Regions from separate parts of the Homo sapiens genome. Here region 1 is linked to region 2. The links are chromatin contacts, found by Hi-C or POLR2A ChIA-PET in ENCODE. All regions are on one chromosome and are shown on one strand. The core of a region is the stretch at or near the end of the contact, and the rest is flanking DNA. Distances in the headings are between cores, read along the strand shown.

Evidence for each region. A loop is a pair of places that touch in the nucleus more often than their neighbours do. ChIA-PET counts read pairs that join two places held with the same protein, here RNA polymerase II (POLR2A). Pooled maps may share reads with other maps.
Region 1: a loop to region 2 is called in a map of CD4-positive, alpha-beta T cell, with 2.3 times the contacts of the local background. The contact joins the promoter of LINC02204 here to the enhancer-like site in region 2. A Hi-C loop is called at or near these places in 1 of 168 maps with a recorded cell type or tissue (CD4-positive, alpha-beta T cell) and 5 of 50 pooled maps. POLR2A ChIA-PET finds 5 or more read pairs at or near these places in 1 of 52 experiments (activated CD4-positive, alpha-beta T cell).

The regions. Positions count from the first base shown.
Region 1 is chr15:70,585,288-70,590,569 of GRCh38, forward strand. LINC02204 (long intergenic non-protein coding RNA 2204) reads right to left here and starts at 1,319. Exons shown (of 2, transcript NR_135691.1): 1 at 588-1,319. RefSeq lists an enhancer at 293-1,237.
Region 2 is chr15:70,457,387-70,462,422 of GRCh38, forward strand. No RefSeq gene overlaps it. Among named protein-coding and RNA genes, the nearest start is that of LINC02205, 46 kb to the right of the region's middle. RefSeq lists enhancers at 2,683-2,752, 2,926-3,425. Within about 2 kb of position 3,037, at least 6 of the 41 ENCODE cell types and tissues checked have a DNase peak (open chromatin) inside an H3K27ac peak, as active enhancers do.

The DNA of each region.
Region 1 (5,282 bases), core at 69-2,568, 130 kb after region 2:
GCGATTGCCAGGCAGGTCTCCGCCGGGCTGGGAGAGCCGCCGCCGACCCTGTGCGGGCCCCTCCCCTTTGCCCGGGTGCGCCGCGCCTTTGCCCCGGTGCGCAGCGCCCCCTGCGGACCGAGCGTGGACCCCTTTCCAGCCCGAGCAGGGTCGCTGCCGCGGCGGGCACCAGAGGCCGAGCCCCGCGGGTGAGGACCCCTCCCCCGGCAGCAGCAGTTCTCAGGAGCGCAGGGTTTCAGCGTCAAGGGGTTCTGGGTTCCAGGCGGGACTGGACAACTTGGGAGCTGGGTAGCTGGGACGCGCTGGTCCCCTCTGTGAACGCGCTCCATCCGCAGATGGAAATCCCCTTCCCCCCTCCCCCCCTCGACCCCAGCCCACAGCTAACTTCCCGAGCTCTCTGAGAACCACAGCAGTCGAGGTAACGTCTTTGGCAGCTCCTCTCCTCCCCGCCCCCAGTCTCTGCACAGTGCCCTGTCACCCCAGGTGACCTCACCCCTCCCTCTCCAGAGCCTCCTCTGTCTCTCTCCCCGCAGCCTCCCCTGAACTCTGACCTGTACAACCACGGGTAGTTGTTGCGGAGCACTTACTTGAGAGTCAGGAGATTGGACTCCAGTCAGCTCAGCCAGCCTTTTAGGGCATCGTTCTGTTCCCCAGGTTGGAGTGTCCTGACGCAATCCCTGTTTACTGCAGCCTCAACCTCCAGGCTCAAGCGATCCTCCCGCTTCAGCTCCCACCTCCGCAGTCCCCCACTAGCTGGAACTACCGGCACCGGCCACCACAACCGGTTAATTTTTGTATTTTTTGTAGAGACGGGGTTTCGGTATGTTGTTCAGGCTCCTCTCCAACCCCTGAGCTCAGATGATCCGCCTGCCCTGGCCTCCTAAAGTACTGGGATTATAGGTATTGTGTCCCGAATTGGTGGGTTCTTGGTCTCACTGACTTCAAGACTGAAGCCGCGGACCCTCGCGGTGAGTGTTACAGCTCTTGAGGTGGCGCTTCTGGAGTTTGTTCCTTCTGACGTTCAGACGTATTCGGGGTTTCTTCCTTCTGGTGGGCTCGTGGTCTCGCTGGCTCAGGAGTAAAGCTGCAGACCTTCGCAGTGAATGTTACCGCTTTTAAGGCGGCGCGTCTAGAGTTGTTCGTTTCTCCCGGTGGGCTCGCGGTCTCCCGGGCTTGAGGAGTGAAGCTGCAGACCTTCCCAGTGAGTGTTACAACTCACAAAAGCAGTGTGGACCCAGGGTGAGCAGTAACAAGATTTATTGCAAAGAGCGAAAGAACAAACCTCCCACACTGCGGCAGTGGACCCCCAACTGGTTGCCAGTGCTGGCTCGCGCAGCCTGCTTTTATTCTCTTATCTGGCCCCACCCACATCCTGCTGATTGGTAGAGCCCAGTGGTCTGTTTTGACAGGGCGCTGATTGGTGCGTTTACAATCCCTGAGCTAGACACAAAGGTTCTCCACCTCCCCGCTAGATTAGCTAGATACAGAGCGTGGACACAAAGGTTCTCCAAGGCCCCACCAGAATAGCTAGATACAGAGTGTTGATTGGTGCATTCACAAACCCTGAGCTAGACACAGAGTGCCGATTGGTGTATTTACAATCCCTGAGCTAGACATAAAGGTTCTCCAAGGCCCCACCAGAGCAGCTAGATAGGGAGTGTGGATTGGTGCACTCACAAACCCTGAGCTAGACACAGGGTGCTGATTGGTGTGTTTACAAACCTTGAGCTAGATACAGAGTGCCAATTGGTGTATTTACAATCCCTGAGCTAGACATAAAGACTCTCCACGTCCCCACCAGACTCAGGAATCCAGCTGGCTTCACCCAGTGGATCCCGCACCAGGGCTGCAGGTGGAGCTGCCTGCCAGTCCTGCGCCATGCGCTCGCACTCCTCAGCCCTTGGGCGGTCGATGGGACTGGGCACTGGAGCAGGGGGCAGCGCTCGTCGGGGAGGCTTGGGCCGCACAGGAGCCCATGGAGGGGGTGGGAGGCTCAGGCATGGCGGGCTGCAGGTCTCGAGCCCTGCCCCGTGGGAAGGCAGCTAAGGCCCGGCGAGAAATCAAGCGCAGCGCGCCGGTGGGCCAGCACTGCTGGGGGACCCAGTACACCCTCCGCAGCCGCTGGCCCGGGTGCTAAGCCCCTCAGTGCCCGGGGCCGGCAGGGCCGTCCGGCTGCTCCGAGTGCGGGGCCCTCCAAGCCCACGCCCACCCGGAACTCCAGCTGGCCCGCAAGTGCTGCACGCAGCCCCGGTTCCCGCTCGCGCCTCTCCCTCGCGCAAGCTGAGGGAGCCGGCTCTGGCCTTGGCCAGCCCAGAAAGGGGCTCCCATAGTGCAGGGGTGGGCTGAAGGGCTCCTCAAGTGCCGCCAAAGTGAGAGCCCAGGCAGAGGAGGCGCCGAGAGCGAGCGAGGGCTGTGAGGACTGCCAGCACGCTGTCACCTCTCAGCGTGACCTACGTTGGACAATTCAGTTGTCCCACTCAGAGCTATTTCCTCCTCTTTAAAAACGGAGAAGATCTGCTTGGGTCTGGCACTCCTCATTCCAGTTCACTCTCCAAACTCCATACAGAACTAGGAGCACGCATCCCTATTCCCCTTGCCCAGGGATGCCCCTGCCCCTCCTCCTGGACTAAATTAGTAAAGAGCACCACCAAACCTCATCACCCAGACTACAGAGCTGGGACAGGCAGTATAGACTCTCCTGCTACATCCTGAGAGTCTTCAGAGATGCCTCCCCACCCCCTACCTCTCTGCCTTCTGTCTAAGCAAAGCCACCCCCACATCGCTGCCGGAATGGCTATGCAAAACACAGTTCAGACCAGGCCACTCCCTGCTTCAAACCCTTCAGTGCCTCAGCCTTCAGAATGAAGGCCAAGGTTCGTACCCAGGCAGAGAGAACCTTGACCATCGACCCCTGCGGATGTCTCCAACTTCACACCCCATCCCTTCCCACCTTAGACTGGTCCCCATAATACAAAACGGCTTGTGATTCCACACACTATCCCTCACTTACAGGGTCCCCTTTGCAGAGGACGTCCTCTTCCCTCCCCACCCCACCTCATGCGATAGACACACTGTCCTGTGATTAACTCCTGCTCCTGTGCCTCCTCCCCACCCCACCTCTGCTTCAAAGCCTCCTGTGCTTGCTTCGATTGCTTCCTCTAACCACATTATATTAAAACGTAATTCAGTGTTCTTGTTGTTCCAATTACTTATCTGTCTTCCCTTCTAAATTGTGAAGTCCTCAAGTGCTGTCTTATTCATATAACCCAGATGATTCCTGGGATCTCCCAGCCCACTTAGTTCTAGTTTAGATGAGTTTGCAGTAGACACGGCCAATTGCCCACCCAACAGCCATTTTCCAAGTCATCTTTAATGATAGAATCTTGATTTTGTTCAGGAAGACAATAAGCCCAGCTAAAATAGTCTCCTTCCCAGATTCTCTTACCACGAAGTGTGGCCACGTGACCCATATGTGGCAGAAGTCACTGGATGGCACTCCCAGAAAAGCTTTTCAAAAGAGGATACATTCATTCATCTGTCCTTTTTTCCCCTCCCTGTTCTTCTTTCCTGGAACATGGGCGAGATGTCTGGAGGAGGAGCAGCCATCATGCAACCAAGAGGACAGAAGCTGCACACAAAGGTAGAACAGCAAGTGAAAAGGAACCTGGGACCCTGGTGACAACTTCCAGACACTGTACCAGCCCCTTGATTGTTCAAACCTCTCTTTGGAGGTTTTTCCTCTTACTTGTCAAAAATTGCAATCATAACTGGTACAAACACAATTTCCTCACCCAGAAGTTCAAAGCTCTCCCCTACAAGATGTCTGCCAGCTCCCAGTGGGCTCACATTCTCCTGATCACCACTGACATTAAGCTCCTGCTCACTTTTCTCTTTAACTCTGGAACCTGAAGTGGCAAACCACTAGACTTCCATTTTTACAATTTCACAGGAAGCATTGCAGAGGGAGGTGGGTTAACTGAAAATGTTTTATAGTAAAGAGACAGACAGAGGCATGCCACATTGCAACATCTCACACATAATGAGACAAAGGAGTAGGAAGCCTCATTCTTAGAAATTCTTCAGCCACCCCAGCCCCCTAGAGAAAAGATCTTGACCACATCAGCCCATTGTGGTCCCCAGCCTCACACCCTCTGACTGCCCTCTCTCTCCCTCTCTTCTCCTCTGATCCTCCCTTCCCAGCCCTCCAATGAGTAAAAACCAAATTTTCATGTTCTCATGCATGGCAACTTAACACATCATTCCTGTGGCTTGGACTCCTATATGCACCCTCCCCCTCTATCCCAGTGGCTTACCACACTATTATTCCAAAGACAGTTGCCTCTCTATGGGAAACTGTTACTAGAGGGTAGGATCAGTAATTTTTCACTCTTACCACATTTGTCTTTCCAATATACAGTAAAGGGGCTCCATGAAGATGGGTCATATGAATGGGCCAGAAGGGAATCTTGAGACACCCCCTCGCCTGCCATGAGCCATCGCCAATACTCACCTATTTTAAGAGGTGCCTTGGATTCAGATTCAAAGGAATAATTCTCCTGTAGAAATGGCAGACCAAGTGAAAGGAAAAGTTGCTGTGAAGGCCAGGCAAGTGCAAGACGTGACAGATAAGCACAGCGATTCTCTGTCCATGTGCAAATCACATTAGTCTCTGGGCTCAGGTTTGCCAAGAAGAACTTAGACTGAAGTTAGAAGGAATTTTAAATCTCATCTGTAAAATAACTAAGAATGATATGGACCTCTTGTAAACTGGGGATATTTTTTCATTCCAAATACTATGCCTGGTTGTTGGGTTTTTTTCCAGTCAATCTTGGTAAATTTATTTTATTAATCTTTTCAAAACACTAACTTTGAAGTGGTTTTGTTCTTTTATTGTTGTTGTTTCTTTTGTTTGGTTGTTTTTGTTGTTGTTGTTGTGTTGTTTTGTTGTTGTTTGCTAGAGTCTCACTCTGTTGCCCAGGCTGGAGTGCAGTGGCATGATCTTGGCTCACTGCAGCCTCCGCCTCCCAGGTTCCAGCAATTCTGCCTCAGCTTCCCGAGTAGCTGGGATTACAGGCCTGCACTGCCACACCCTGCTAGTTTTTGTATTTTTAGTAGAGACGGGGTTTTGCCATGTTGGCCAGGATGGCCTCGAACTTCTGACCTCAGGTGATCCTCCCACCTCGGCCTCCCAAAGTGCTGGGATTACAGTCGTGAGCCACCACGCCTGGCCTGAAGTGTTTTTATTATATCGACTGTATGCCTATTTTCTCTTTCTTCACTTA
Region 2 (5,036 bases), core at 1,787-4,286:
GACCTGCATATTTTGCTGTGTGAAAAGTACATCTCAATTAAAAAGACAATAAATTAAAAGAACATATATAAAGAGCTCCTAAAATATCAATAAGAGGATAATAAGTATCCTGGAAAAATGTGCAAAGACTATGAACAAACAACTCATTAATGATGAAACATGCATGTCCAACAAACAAATGAAGAAAGATGTTCAGCTTCACAAGTAAGCTGGGAAATGCATGCTCAAACATTAAGATTTTATTTTTACCTATCAGGTGGGCAAAAGTTAGAAAAGATTAATAATATCAAATGCTGACAAGAATTCAGAGAAATAATAACTTTCATGTACTATCAATTGGTGGAGGTTATTGAAAGGCAATTTGGCAGTGCCTATCAAAATTTAAAACTGCATGCCCTTTGATACTGCAATCTGACTTCTAGAAACCTATACAAAAGAAGTTATTTAAACTATGGTATTTCTGTACCATAGAATGAAGTGGATCTATATACACCAATATGAAAGGACCTATAAGTGAACAAAAGCAAAATGCAGAATAATATATAGCATAGCACAATCCCATTTATATTATTATAAAACCTAAGTGTATACAGCTACATACATACCTATATAAGTATTCAGAGAGTGCACAGGAAAAATGTACCTTAAGTATTGATAGGGTTACTTTGGGGACGGGGGGATGTGAGGGTGTTTGGTAAAGCAGAAGTTTCTCATATTGTATTGTATATTTTTAGTATTGCTTTTATTAAGTCGGTGCACATGTAATTGCAGTTTTTGCCATTACTTTTCATGGCAAAAGTTGAGCACACAGTATTACTTTTAATGGCAAAAGTTGAGCCCACGGTATTACTTTTAATGGCAACAATCACAATTACATTTGCACCAGTTTAATACAATAAGAGTGTTCCAGCTGGGCACAGTAGTTTACGCCTGTAATCCCAGCACTCTGGGAGGCTGAAGCAGGTGGATCACTTGGGCCCAGGAGTTCGAGAGCAGCCTGGGCAAGTTGGCAAGACCCCATCTCTACAAAAAACTGAAAAATTAGCTGGGAGTGGTGGTCTGTGCCACCACTGTAGTCTCAACTATTCAGGAGGCTGAAGTGGGAGGATTGCTTGAGCCCAGGAGGTCAAGACTACATTGAGCCAAGACTGCACCACTGCACCCTGCCTGGGTGACAGAGGGAGAACCCAGCCTCAAAAAAAACAAAAAAATAAAATAGTGTTCCTGCATTCTTGGTGTAATTTTAAAAACAAACAAAAAAGGTTTTCGGCAGTCTCTAATGCTAAGGATTTGTTAAGGAATCACTAAACACGGTTAGTGCTTAATAGATGTCCAGCATCATGGGACGGGGTGAAGGAACCTAAAGAAGTGGGTCCCATTCAAATCCCTGTACATTTACCTCACCATGATCATGAGGTATGAATCATTCTACATACAGTCACTGCTGTCATCCAACATGCACTTGAAAACATTTGACAAACATTTAAGTGCATAAGGACAGGGTCTCACTCTGTTACCTAGGCTAGAGAGCAGTGGTGCAATCATGGCTCACTGCAGCCTTGACCTCCTGGATGCACGCAATCCTCCTGTCCTGGCCTCCCAAAGTGCTGGGATTACAGGCATGAGCCACCATGCCCTGCCCATTCAAATGTATTCTTATGTGTGTGGCAGGGATAGGGAATCTTTTCCTGAAAGTTAGTAAATAACATGGGTTAACCCCTTATCCAGAACGCTGGGAACCGATGTGTGCTGAAAATCAGAAATATGATGTTAGTAGGTGCCACTGTGCAAAATCTGTATGTTACACAATACTCCTAGCATTCTGGGGAAGCACCTTGCAATCAACACACAACATTTCCACAGCAAAATGCATGAATATTTCTACTGAATATAAACACTACAAATAGTCACAGGTCAGTTCAGTTCCAGTTCTGCTGCCACGTGAGTTTGTGCCAAATTGACAAAATAAATTTTTGGTTTTGAGAACTCTTGGGATCTTGGAATTGTGGATAAGGGCAAGACCCCTCACTAGGCCTTTCCTTTTAAAAGCCATTTCTGATTGCATAATGCTCTTTCATTTCAGTCTGTCCTGTCATAGTTGAGCACACAGTGGATGAACCCAAGTCAAGGGAGCAGAGCGGTGCTGTCCCAGAGGCCTGGCCTTAGTCATGTGGAGTGATTTCCATCTTTGGACTAACTGTATCATGAATAGGAAGGCTAATTGAGGGCATGGGCTGGGTAAGATGGCGCCTTGGGAAAGGACACCACACCAGGGTCAGTGTGTGCTGAGTGCAAAACGTGGCTTTTGGTAGCCAGGTAACTGCCTTTTGTAGGGATGGGTACACGCACTGCTGTCAGCCAGCTCTGGCTAATTCTAACTGGATTTACAGAGCCCCACCGGGCTGGCTTGATGAGTCCCTGAATTAAAAACACCTGAGTGCCTGGTACCTGAGGTCTGTTTTGCACATACAAGAAGCATGGGAAAAGGTGTGTGCTTGACATACGCTCCTGGACTCCAGAGTAGAAGACCAGGAGAGAAGAGGAGGTCAGAGGTCATTTGCACTTCCCTGCCAGCCGGGTGGATGGAATCCGCCTATTTCCACAGGGGACCTGGTTTGAGGATTTGAGGAAAGTTCCGATCACCAGCATTTGGCCTCTTTCTGTTTTTGTCTCACTTCCAGGACCTGATGCAGGAAGCACACTATGACATGGTCACATGCAGACACACGTGGTGCAGGATGGACTAACCTCAAGCTCCACTGAAACCCTGGCTCCCGGCCGACCAGCCGTGGCCAGTGACCACGTGCAGTCTCCGATCTTCATTTGTGCGTCGATGTGGGGAAATTCAAAGTCAGCATGTGAAAGTCAGCTCTAGGGCATCAGGATTTAATGCGCAAAATTTTGCAAAATTTCGCAAAATATTTCACACGAGAGGGGGGTTTGAGTTGACGCTACCCACGTGGGTGGCGGCCTGGGTTGGTGGTGCCCCCTGGTGGCTGGCAGGAGCAAACGCAAATCTCCTCTGTAGAGAAGTGTTTTGTCTGATTTATCAAAGAGAACAAACAAACAAAACACTCAAAAGGCCGGTGCGGTGGCTCACGCCTGTAATCCCAGCACTTTGGGAGGCCGAGGCGGGCGGATCACGAGGTCAGGAGTTCAAGACCAAGCAATGAGTCACCATTAGCAAGAGTGCAGATGCAGAGCCAACAAGCAACAGATTGAAACCAGGATGTCTTAATGTAAATGCTATAAACATTTCGGACCAAAATCCTTTACTGTGGGGATGCTTAGCAGCAGCCCTGGTTTCTACCCACAAGATGCCAGTAGCATCTCCACTGCCACCTCCAGTCAATGCCACCAAAACTGTCTCTAGACATTGCCAAATGTCCCCTAGAGGAAAAAACTGCCCCCAGCTGAAAAACACTGATTTAGATCGTCAAAGACTTCAAATAATACAATAATCAGATAGGTTATAAAATAACAAGGTATTAAAAAAGTAAATGATGGAATAGAAACAAAGGATCGAGGAATAAGGGACAACAAAATGTACAGGCAGATGTTTATAAAAGGATCAAGTAGAACTTCTGGAAAAGAAAAAAAGAAATCTTTGAAATTAAAAATTAAATGGATGTGCTTGACACACAGATAAAGAAAGAATTAATGAATGAGAAGAGAGATTTGAAGAAATTACCACAAATGCATCAGGGAAGCCAAAGAATGGAAAATTTGAGAGACAGGTTAAAAGACAAGGAAAATATGAGAATGGTTAAGCTATGATTAATCTGTGCTCCCTCAAAAAAGTAAAAAGACAGTGGGAAAGAGGCCATATTCGGAGAGATAATGCCTGAGACTTTCCAGACCCACATATGCAGGAAAACTGAAAGATTCCAGGCAGGATGAAAGTGCAGGTTGTTGTGAGTTGCATGTATTAACAGAAAAGTTGAGGACTGGCTTGGGTGTGGTGACTCCCTCCTGTAATCCCAGCACTTTGGGAGGCCAAGGCAGGTGGATCATTTGAGGTCAGGAGTTCGAGACCAGCCTGGCCAACATGGTGAAAACACATCTCTACTAAAAATACAAAAATTATCTGGGCATGGTGGCATGTGCCTGTAATCCCAGCTGCTCCAGAGGCTAAGGCAGGAGAATTGCTTGAACCTGGGAGGTGGAGGCTGCAGTGAGCCAAGATTGTGCCATTGTACTCCAGCCTGGGTGACAGAGACTCCATCTCAAAAAAAGAAAAAGAAAAAGAAAAGAAAAGTTGAAGACTGAGCCTCCAGGGTTCCTCATTGAGACTGAGGCACAAATTCAACCCAGGGATCCATGGGAGGGCCACCCTGGCATCAACAGCAGGGGCCATGGAGTCCTCAAAGGGAGAAATCACTGTGGACAGCTGGCCAGAGCACAGCCTTGAAGGATGGGCTTGTCCAATGATGAATCAAGAGACCTTGGTCTGAGCCTTGTATTTTACAGGGCACCCAGGAGGTTCCCTGGGGATGGAATTTAGAAGGGTGAAGAGAGTGAAGAGGAAATGGGATGGTGTTCTAAGCAGGGAGGAAAGCATGGGCAAAGGTGTGGAAGCTAAACACTTCCTGAGCCAAAAGGGAGTCCTGTTGGGTCATACTGGGGAACACTCAGGGGAGTAATTAGAAACTGGATTGGATGAAGAAGGTAAGACCAGGCTAGGGAAGTCCCTTGAGAGAAAAGCAGAGGCTTTGGACTTGAAACTCGAGGCCAGGCATTGGCAACTATAGCCTGAGGGCCAAATCTGGCCCACTGCCTATTTTTATAAATAAAGTTTTATTGGAACAGAGCCACACTCATTCATTTGGTATCATCTATGGCTGTTTTTGAGCAACAAGAGTGGAGATGAGTAGTTGTGGCAGAGACCACATGGCCTGCAAAGCCTATAATATTTATCCTCTGGCCCTTTACAGAAAATGCTTGCTGGCCACTGCTGTAGGTGGGCACAGCCAGTCAATGAGGCTTTTCAGCAGCCACCAAGATGGTAAAGACAAGCCTAGCAGTGGCTGAAGGAC